Regions from separate parts of the Homo sapiens genome. Here region 1 is linked to region 2. The links are chromatin loops, found by intact Hi-C in ENCODE. Cell type or tissue: heart right ventricle. All regions are shown on one strand. Each heading gives the region's core, and the rest is flanking DNA. Links, peaks and the distances in the headings are about the cores only. Region 1 overlaps SNX19 (sorting nexin 19). Region 2 has its middle 54 kb from the start of ST14.

Evidence for each region. A loop is a pair of places that touch in the nucleus more often than their neighbours do. Peaks named below come from ENCODE experiments on the same cell type or tissue, not always from the same donor. Only the 100,000 strongest peaks of a DNase experiment are listed, where the experiment ranks them.
Region 1: it touches region 2 in a loop (3-fold over the local background); 29 of 110 quality-filtered maps call a loop at or near these places.

Annotation. Positions count from the first base shown.
Region 1 is chr11:130,901,389-130,906,771 of GRCh38, forward strand. SNX19 (sorting nexin 19) reads right to left here. Exons shown (of 11, transcript NM_014758.3): 6 at 5,237-5,333; 7 at 4,565-4,745; 8 at 1,867-1,996. Among named protein-coding and RNA genes, the nearest start is that of SNX19, 12 kb to the right of the region's middle. In heart right ventricle, for the core only: a CTCF peak has its summit at 3,222 (motif pointing left); no DNase peak of the experiment used is centred there.
Region 2 is chr11:130,211,041-130,216,423 of GRCh38, forward strand. No RefSeq gene overlaps it. Among named protein-coding and RNA genes, the nearest start is that of ST14, 54 kb to the left of the region's middle. In heart right ventricle, for the core only: a CTCF peak has its summit at 2,204 (motif pointing right); DNase peaks (open chromatin) are centred at 1,001 and 2,271; H3K4me3 peaks cover 440 bases.

The DNA of each region.
Region 1 (5,383 bases), core at 203-5,202, 690 kb after region 2:
GGTTTCACAGAATAAATGACATTTTATGCTTAATATATGAAAAATGTTTTGCAGTAGGCCAAGCAGACAAGAAGAGGAAAAGTTAGGAACACATGGAAGGAACAGGGAAATAACAGGTAGAGAAAGACCATTCGAAGGCAGATACAGGAAGATGAGCAAAGGCCTGGGGGTAAAAGACCACAGAATATTCAGGCAATGATGGACGTTTACACGGTGGAAAATGAAAAATAAGACTGAAACCAGATCATGCCAAGTAAGAAAGGAGGTGGAATTTTAATATAAAGAAATAAATGCATATTTTAAACAGAGTGGAGCCCCTTTTCAAACAAAGCGTTACCTAGAGCCCCAGTATATTAAACTGATCAAAGTGTAACTTCTGTGGTTGGGTCATGGTCCACTCAGTTTTCCCTGAGCTTCTAAGTTGGCTTCAGAAGCACTTCTGCAGAACCCTAGAACTCTAGGAAACATAATGGAAAAACCACTTTTGTAGGTAATAGGATACTACTGAAAGATTTTAAGTGCAGAATATATGTTCAGATTTGTTTTTCAGAAAAAGGCACTCTAGTGGCAGGGCTGAATACTGAGTAGGAACAAGGGGAAAAGCTTAAAGGGACAAAGACCAGTCAGCATTTTATATGTAGGTTTCACTTGGACATCAGTCTTAAGGCTACAAGATACATGAAAAAAGCACATTGGCTTTGAAGTTGTACAAATCTGGTTTAAAATTCTAAGTGTGCTACTAATGACGACCTTGGGCATGTTAGTTGACTTTGCCAAGCTCTATTTTCTCATTCTGTAAAATGGGGCTACCTACCTCACTTGACCACTATAAAAAAGTACATGTAAATGGAGATTGGGCGCTGGCATAGATAAGCGCTTAGCAAATATAGATGTGCATCATCTTCTTTCACTTGGTCTCTTTATGATTCAATTTTATTAAACCTCCTTGATCCTACATAACTTAGAAAAGGGAGATTTAATTGCTTGCTGTTAATAACTTTTCGACTTGGTAAAGAATAGATACATAATTCTTTTTTATAAGGATGTATTTTTTGAGTGACCTGTTAGCATGAGCCTCATGCTAAGAGAAGGTCAGCATTTGGCTTCCTCTTACTTTGGGATGTGCCAGGACGTCTCATAAGAGGGAGTTCAAAACAAGAGTAGCCAAAACCCAAGCACTACGTGTGTCTGCCTGGCTCAGAGAGAGTGTTTCTGGCCTACTTCAGGTTAACAAAGCTTACATCAGTTCCATAGTTAGAAAGTCAGCAGCTAAAAACTCCACCTGTGTACAAATCTTTCAGGAGATCAAATGGTGTGAGGATTACAAAGACTGGATTAGAAAAGCCAACTTGCAAATCCAAATTTCCCTCTATTCTTTACCATCCTGTGTCAGTAAGTATTTCAGCTGTGAATATTTATGCCCCTCTCAGAGAAAACAATCTTTATTTCAAGAGCACTGATCTGTTTTCTCCTTTTCTTTCCCACTGTTTATCATCACAGTGATGACATAATGTCAGTTGAGACAAATGTCCACCATAACCAAGTGAGAGGTGCAGGGCTGGAGGATATAACTGGGTGGAAAATTGAGAGGAGGAAGAGTTCAGCTAAGTATTTTAGGATCACACACAGTGTCTGCAACTCAGTACATTATGCCAGAAGTCTTACAGTCTTACTTTCAAATTGTAGACAACAAGGTAGTCAATAAAAGCTTTCTGATACTCTCAAGGCATTTTTCATCCCTGTAACCCCTGTAACAGAGAATCTATCTTCTCTTACGGCTGCAGATTCCCTGGACACTATTCAGCATCACATCCACCTTCTCTGCAACTTGAGATTCTGATGTGAGGGAGAATTCAGCAGTCTTACCTTTGAACTAGGGTCCCAAAGATAAGACGAAGAAACTTTTGCATGTTTTCGGTACATAGCCATTTCCACTGTTCTGTTAGTAGCAAGAGGAGCAGATCCAGGGCTGTGTCAGCTAACTCTGTCTCTGTTCCTGAGGGATAAAATGGCATCAGGAGTAACTCAGAAGAGACCCATACTTGAGGAACATCTTTCAAGGTACTGGTGGCACCTGTGTCTCTCTACCTTCATGCCAATCATCTGGTATTTTTGCAATCCCTCTACACTCAAATCAAAAGAGGTTTAACTCATATCTAGAAGGTTCAGTGACAGGCTCAGCATTTCTTTACAATTTTTATTAATGTTCCTGATATTGTAACCTAATAAATGTTTCTATGTTTTTAAAAGATATATATCTTCTAATTATATATATATCTGCTAAATATATATATGTGTGTATATATACATATATATATATATACACATACACACACACACACACACACACACACACACACACGCACTTATTTTGCCTACTTAGTTTCTATTTCTTCTGTATTTCCCCAGGATGCTGAATACTTTCTGTTCCAAAGAAAATCACAACTAGTGACTAAGTGTAACTGGCAAGGCCTCCTCTCTTTCCAACCTTGCATTCCACTCGCCCCCACAAAGCATTATGGAAACACCGTGGCAGAAGTGGGGAAAGAGTTGGCATTCACTTTCCTGAAAAACCTCCATTACACAGAGCTGTGGGGTTAGGATTCAGGAGGCTTCAGTCTGATTTTGAGATAACATGTGGTTCTAGGAAGAACACCACACCTCTGGTAAAATGCCATAACAATTACTACGTTCTTTCCTGTTTCAAAGACTGTAAGGGCCACAAATGAGCTTATACCCATGCTAAACTAAGGTTTCCTGAACAAATGTATTTTGTGGAAGGAAGCACGTGCTGTTTAAACCTGTCCTGGGGTTCCAATGTCACGTCTGATTTGCCTCCAAGTATGTGATGTTACAGAATGGATCTGAGATATCTGGTGCCACTGCTGTGATTAATATTATAAGTAATATCAACAATGACTTTGTTAGTGTAGGACAAACGGATACTCTCTGGATCACCTTGCCCAAGCTCTCCTTGAACATGAATGACTTCCGATTTGGACAGATCTACTAGAACTGAATCATACTTCCCTCTTAACCCTATATAATACATATTTTCTTTTCTGTTTGTATTGCAAGGATTGGGAGCTGATATGTTGTGTGATTTCTAATCATCTTCTCAAAGATGGAATATTGCATTCCTTGGGAGACAGCATCATCCTGAGCCTTAGTCCTCAATTGTATGATTCTCTCAGGTTTAGCATTTGCTTGGAGCTGCCACCATGTGGTAACAATTAGTTACAGCAGTGAAAAATAAGAAAGCAAACAAGGTACCACCAAGTCAGTTGCCTTAAAGAAAATGGTAGATTTTTTTTTGTTTTTTATAATCATATGAGCATTTTGAGTCTCTCAGAGATAGAAGAAGGGTTTCAGGCCTAAACCATCCCTCTAGAGATATGATGTTCAACATGTACAGGCTGGACTTTGCCTAGAATGATATTCTTACCACACTGACCCTGCCCCCCACCATCTTTACAGTCTCTTAGAGTTCTCTGATGCTTTCACTGTCATATCACTTCATTTAGTTAACTGTGAGATGTGTGAAGGGATGGGGCTGTCAACCCCATTTTTCACAGACTTAAATTGAGGCCCTCAGAAGAGATGTCAGGTGATTTGTTCATGGGCACCTCAGAAAGAATAGTGAAATCAGCTTTTTCCCCAGTTTTGAATCCAAGATTTTGTGATCTTTTATTCTCAACAGAGGGCTTTATCTTGATGGAACTGATATACTTATTTTAAGTTCTTGTTCAGTAACCATACTGATTAATATCTAGGGCTTTGAATTTTTCTTCTACAGAGTACACATCTGCTCTTCTTCTCCTGGAAGGCAAAATTGCTCTGCCTCCAATGCATATAAGGAGAAAGTAAAGCTTTCACCTCTTCTCCCTCCCTACTTTATGTTGGGTAACTAGGTGGTATCATCTGCCATGGCAGTAAATAAAGATAAAAAGAATAGATCTGGGGAAAAAAGACAATTTCCATCTTGAACACGTTACATTTCAGTTGCCCTGTGGTATATCCAAGTGAAGATATACAATATTCAATGTTTAAGGCATCACCACACACATGTTAGAGCTGAAGCCAACACTACAGCTGGAGTCACCCTGGAAGAGTGTGTAGAATAAGGACAGCGAGCCAAAAATCAAGCTCTGGCAGGTGGATCATGGAGCCAACAGAGTGGACTAAGAAGCCACGAAAAAGGCATGAAGGAAACCAGGAAACTGAGACACTAAGGGAAGAAAGTTTCTAAGAAATGCAAGAGTCTGATATGCCAAAGCATGCCAAAAATAAGTTTAATGAGTTATCAATATTATCAGCATGATCTCATCCTGCTGGATTAGAACTTCCTGTGTTTGTGCCCTGTTCTGCTGCTTGATTCCGCTGTGGCAACTATGTACTACTCATCTCTGTGCCCCAACACAGCACCTCCAACACTGGAGTTCAACACATGGCATGCTCAGCTGAATGGAACAGAAATCAAAGTTACAAACTCCAACTACCCCAAGTACCAAGTGGATGCCACCCTGGCTCCCTTCTCCATGGGAGCAGAGACCTCGCCACTCACCTGGATCGCTGTTGCTGGGGTCTTGGGCTGGCACGGCTGCATCTGACACGCAACTGTCCACACGTCCTTTGGGAGGTTGTTCAGGATCTTTTTCTGGGGCTTTTGTTGGCTGCATTTCCAGTAACTTTGTCTGTTTTTCAATAAAAGATTCCATCGCAGACATGGATAGAGTCTCAGACTCCTAAGAAATAGTCAGTGGCATATCACATATGGAATGCTGACAGTAGGGGAGCAAATGCAGCACTCTAGGTTTCCCTGCCTCTCCCCTGCATAAGTACCTTGGGTATAAAACCCAACTGATGCTATGACTCCTTTAGGAAAGATTTTATTTTTTACCGAAGTTGCAAGTAAAACAGGCCTGCCCTGGGATTATCATTTCTGCACCCATTTTTGGTCATCCATTTTTTTTTCCAGGAACTAGCTTTCTTTCTTATCTTGTCATCCATTATCCGAAACCCACCATGGTTGAGAAGCCAACCTGCCAACCCAGAACTGGTAGGAATTCCAAACCACTTAGAGAAAATACTTTTAGCATAAAAGCTGGAGATCCAAACGTTGATTAAGTCATTTAGCAGGACATTTCTGACTTCAGAGAATATCTCAACTACCTGTAACTGCAGGACCAACATCTCAGATATTTTTGCCTCACATTCTCTGGGTTTTGGTTCTTACCACATTGCCTTCCTGGAGACAATAAAGAATCTTGTCTTGTGCTTCAGTCACACTTAGTGCTGGAGAAATTTTACTGGATGAGAACCTCAGCCTAGACCTGGTACAGAAACAAAGAGCAGAAACAGGTTGTAATTTATGGCCTTGAGC
Region 2 (5,383 bases), core at 181-5,180:
CCTGGCTAAGTTGTTTTTTTTTTTTTGTACAGACAGGGTCTCACTATGTTTCCCAGGCTGGTCTCGAACTCCTGGGCTCAAGTCATCTTCCCGTGTTGGGCTCGTGCTGAGCCACCACCCCCAGCCTCCCTAGATTTTTACTTAATAATTTAAAATATTTCCTCTCTTCTTGCTTGGTGGCCTGAAGGGACAATGTCAACAATCTGGGGAAGGCTTAGGGAGCTTTTGGGGGAACATTTGAGGGCTTCTTGTATGCTGATGCGCCACATGGGCTTGGGGCAGGGAAGAGGACCTGGGGAGAGAAATGACATGGCCAGTGTCAGGAGGGCAGAAGGTAGCCTTGGCTCACCGCTATGTCCCCAGCTCAGGCTTGTCTTAGAACATGCTGATATGTGTTTGTTCAATGAATGGTTTTTTGCCTGCCATGAGTTATGGAAACAAAAAGGAGGAAATATAGTCTGATTGGAGCAACACTGCAAGGCTTCTCGGGGGAGGTGGGGTTTGCAGAGCCTCTTTCATTTTAGCCTGAGTGTTTTACCTCTTTGAGGGAGGGAGTGTTGCCTAGAACCTGTGCGAGAATCTGTCGCATTTTCCTCCCTGGGGAGGGAAAGAACATCTGTTCTTACCAAGGCGTGGGAAGTAGAATGAGGATGATGCTGAAGGACTCCTGTGCGTGTTGTAAATGTCATTCCTTTTCTGCCCTGACATGGTCATTCCCACCTGATCGCATCGGACAGAAGTGCCCAGTGCAGGCGCTGAGGGAATGGTCTATGTTAAATGGAGAGGTTTCACGAGGCCTGTGTGTGGTCTGGTTCCTAAGTGTGCGTGAGCCTGGCAGCCGGGGCTTGGCCGGGGTGTAGACATGGTCATCCATGCAGTGGGATTCAGGGAGGCCAGCCCAGCCCGTGCCACTGCACCACCCTCAGCTCCATTGTGGCTTGACAGTGTTCTGGACTGCTCACTCCCCCCGGTCAGATTCCCACCCGGGGAGCAGGTGAAAACACAGATGGCTAGCCTTCAGGGTCATCCCACCCTTTCCGGGACTCTCTGCGGGAGGTCTGAGTGGGACAAGGCGTGTCGTCTGTGGCAGTGTTTCTCTCGGGAGGTCCCTGGGCAGGAATATCGAGATCTCCTGGGACTCATAGGTGCAGAGTCTCATGCTTCATCCAGACCTCCTGAACAGAAACTGGTGGGCCCGCTGGGTGGGGCCAGTGGCCTGTGCTCTAAGAAGCGTTCCTGTGAGGTTGGAGAGCACCGTTTTAGCAGTGGGTCATGCCATTCCAAGTGCCACGGAGCAGCAGCATCACCAGGTGCTCCATCAGATGCCCAGAGCCGCAGTTTGCAGGACATCCTTGGTCCTTGGGGGATCCTGGAAGCCTGCCTGAATGTCGAGAAGCATTTGAGCCCTGGAAAATCAATCATGTGTCAGTGCCTTTAAAAAGATTATGGGGCCAAATCCTGTGTTACTTCTGGCTGGAGTTCAGAAGATCAGGCTGAGACTCCCTAACTCGCCAGAGGCCAGACACATCACGCAGGCCCCGCGCCGATAGCTCTCACGAAGGCAGAAGTCTCTGGTCCAAGAGCCTGAGCTGACAGGGTGGGAATACCAGCAGGCTAGAGCCATTCCTCCTTGCTGAGGATGGCAGTCCAGACCTGCAGCAGCTGGGAGAGGCCAGAGGCCTGCGTAGGTCTGTGCTGACCAGCCTTTCCTTCACCCAGGTGAAGGCCACAGCAGAGGTCTGAAGGGTTAGAGGAGGAGGTGGGAGGGCCAGGCTGAGGGCCCCACGTGCACAGGTGCCCTGCACAGCAAGCTGGCCTCACAGGGGAAGAGTGCAGGGCTGCTGCTGCGCTCCCACAAGCTCAGTGCAGCCCCGCAGAGGCTTTCCCCTACTGACTAGCTGCTTTCGTTGCTGAGATCTCAAGATGATCCAACTCTCTGATCCCCCTAAACTACCTTGTATCGCCATTGTTTTAGCTAGGAATCATAACCATGTAAATTTAATGAAAATTTAACCCGACTCCTGCTTATTGCAGCCATGGCGAGTCCTACTCAGACCTAGAGTCTGCAGGAATCACAGTGAAATTTGGATTAGGAAGGACTTTATGGAAAAGGAAATGTTTAAAATCCTGGGCCCAGTTTGGAGGTCTCCAGAGACCTAGCGCTACGGACCCCAGGGGCTGAGAAGCTGTTGTTCAGGTCGACGGCCACACGGTGGCGATGTTGCGCCGTTCCAGGGCGTGGGCGCTCACGGGTGGGGCGGGGTGTCCGGGGCCGTCTGTTGTTGGCGGCTGCCTTCTGCTGCTTCCCAGTCACCTTTCAGGTAGTGAAATCGGTGCCTGGCTCAGGGTGAGCATGGAAGAGGCCCCCAGCCTGAAGCCTTTCCTGGCCAGCCCTTCAGCCCCTTTAGTGCCCCCACCTCCAGTCTGTAGCCAGGACCTGCTGGCTCTCTGGCATTGGGGCCTGGAGGACACATTCTCAGGGCAGGCTCTAAAGATGGCTTTTGAGATTGAGGACAGAGTGGTGACCTGTGGATGGCCACCAAGGTGGTGCCATCTCTAAGTGGAACTTTATCCCATGAGACACAACCGGCCCCAGAGACAACTGTGCAGGGCCATTTACCACACGTGGGCATGTCTGTCCATACACATGTACACAGGTATTCTGGGGGCAGAGGGGTGTGTACGTGCGTGCGTGTGCTTGCGTGTGTGTGCGCGTGTGTGTGTGTGTTGGGGATTGTGCAGTCCTGGAATAGACGGATTAGAATGTGCCACAAGAACATGACCTGGCTGCTACACCAGACGCCGTCTCCCTCCCCAGGAGCACCTGAGGGGCCTACAGACCCAAAGTTAGGTGCCTGTGACCAAACATTGCTTTTCACTTTTCATCAGTTTTGCAGGTTTGAGGCGTGTGTGTGTATGTGTGTGCATGTATGTGTGTATGTGTGTGCATGTATGTGTGTATGTGGGTGTAGGCGCGTGTGTGCACGTGTGCGTGCATGCATGTATGTGCGTGCATGTGTGTATGTGTGGTGTGTGTGTGCACATGCGTGCATGTGTTGCCCACCTGCAACTGCACGTTAGGGGTGTGTGTGTGCATAGTGTATGTGCGTGTGTGTGTGGTGTGTGTGCGTGCATGTGTGTATTTGTGTGTGTTGCTCACCTGCAATCACAGGTGAGGAAAATTGGATCTTCAGCCAGTGATTCTCAGATACTTGAATTTCTTGGAGCAGTGAGCTGAAAGGAGAAACACGGTCCAGCACATCCAGCGCTTATGAAGATCGCCTCCCGAGTGCTCTAAGGGCTTTCTGAGTCGTATTTCATTTCAACCTCACACAGCCCCATGGTCTTTCCCACTTTATAGATAGAACACCAAGGCACCAAAAATCTGAATAACCTGCCCAAAGGCCCCACACTCAGGAAATATGGTATTGAATGTCAGTGATTTGGCTCCAGAGCCAGCACTGTGCTCTATCATATCCATCTATATCACGCATATATACATCTATCTATCACATACATATCAGCACTGTGCTCTATCATACACATCCACACCGTGTACTATATATCAGTAGCATACTGTCACCAGCATTTCATAAAGAAAGGAGATCTTAACATGCTAACTGCAGGTAGGTCATACTGTTGGTATAAAAGACAGTCTTGTATTGCCAGGCACGGTGGCTCATGCCTGTAATACCAGCACTCTGCGAGGCCGAGGCAGGTGGATTGTTTGAGTCTAGAAGTTCGAGACCAGACCTGGGCAACATAGACATTTTTACCTGTCCGGTAAAAATGCAAAAAATTAGCCAGGCATGGTGGCGGGCTCCTGTAATCCCAGCCACTTGGGAGACTGAGGTGGGAGAATCACCTGAACCCAGGAGGTTGAGGCTGCAGGGAGCTGAGATTGCGCCACTCCTGCACTCCAGCCTGGGCAAACAGTGAGACCCTGTCTCAAAAAAGGAAAAAAAAGTATTTTAAATGCTTTAATTTTTGTGCAAACACTTGAAACTGTCTCAGCAGCAAATATGTGTGGATCAGCATTTGGGAATTGTCCTCCAATGAGTCCTCTTTCTTTTGGGAATCCTGACAAACCTTCCAGAGACCTTCAGGTTGTGAGATGTTCCTGCCAGAAGACCCATTTTCCAGGCTAGGGGTTTGCTCTAGGCTGGTCATGCACTTGTCTTCCATCTGCATTGCCACCCTCGATGGCATTGCTTCTTGGGTTCCTGGAGTCCACTCAGCCAGACGGAAGGTGATTTTCATTAGCCACGATGCCACCTCAATTTGCTCAGTGAGGATGGTTGATGGGGACAGGGAAGGGAGTAGAGTGTTGGTTGAAGGAGGTGAGGACAACAGCTATCTCAGGCCAGGCCACCGGGCCATTCCTCAGGGTGACAATCAGGAACGGAACTTGGAAAGGCCCCAAACACCACTAAGAATGATGAGACCAAACCCCAAAGAAGGAATGGGAGTATTTCTCCCCTGGTTTCATATCTTGGGACTGCCTAGAAGATGGTTCAAGCTGCTGTCCCATGAGATGACCAGCACAGCGTTGACAATGGGGGAAGACATCAGGGTGGGCATCCATTAGGGGTGTAGGGGGCACAGGTGCAACCCACAGCCAGGAGGTGCCTGCAGAGGGGCTAGCCTGGCTCTACGCCAGGGCTTGGCTGGCCACCAAGGAGAAGCCTGTGTATAGACACCTTCCCATGCAGGCTGTTCCCTGCCCTGCAAGCTGATGCGTATATGACACGAATTGCTTCTGTGACCTGATATGCCTACAGCGAGGACACTATATTTTGATAAAGAGATCCTCTTAGGATTTCAGCGGGCTTGACTATCCTTTTCCTATTTCTCTCCTTTTCTCCTCCAGAGGAATGTCTCCTCCCAAGTTCCACTGTCCTGTGCCTGCAACTCGGAGACCATGTGTTCATTCTACCCTTTCCACTCACTCCCATCGTTTCCTAAAAAGCCACTGTCCAGAGCTGCTTGCGGGTATGGGTGGGACTCAGCTCCATTGTCTGTTTATTCCATAGTCTCAGCACCTTCCAGCGGGAGGGATGTGTGTGTTTTCCTAGGATGGAAACTTAGCTCTCCCTTGCCCTTGGCTTGGCTGCAGGCTCCCTCCCCGACGCGCTGCTTTCACCTTGGAGGTTATCACTGTTCCCCTGCCCACACCCCTGGATCAAGAATAACCCAGCCTCTGCGCCAGACCCTCTGGAACTTCATATGGTCTCGTTTAACTCAATAGGGAAAGAGCTCAACAGGGAAATTCTACCACCCTCAGCCTGTGTGCTTTTTCCACAGAGCTCTGAGGTTGCAGTGTGAGGGAGGGGGTCGAGGGACCAGGCCCACCCAGGAAGGGTGGAGAAGATCTCAGTCTTCA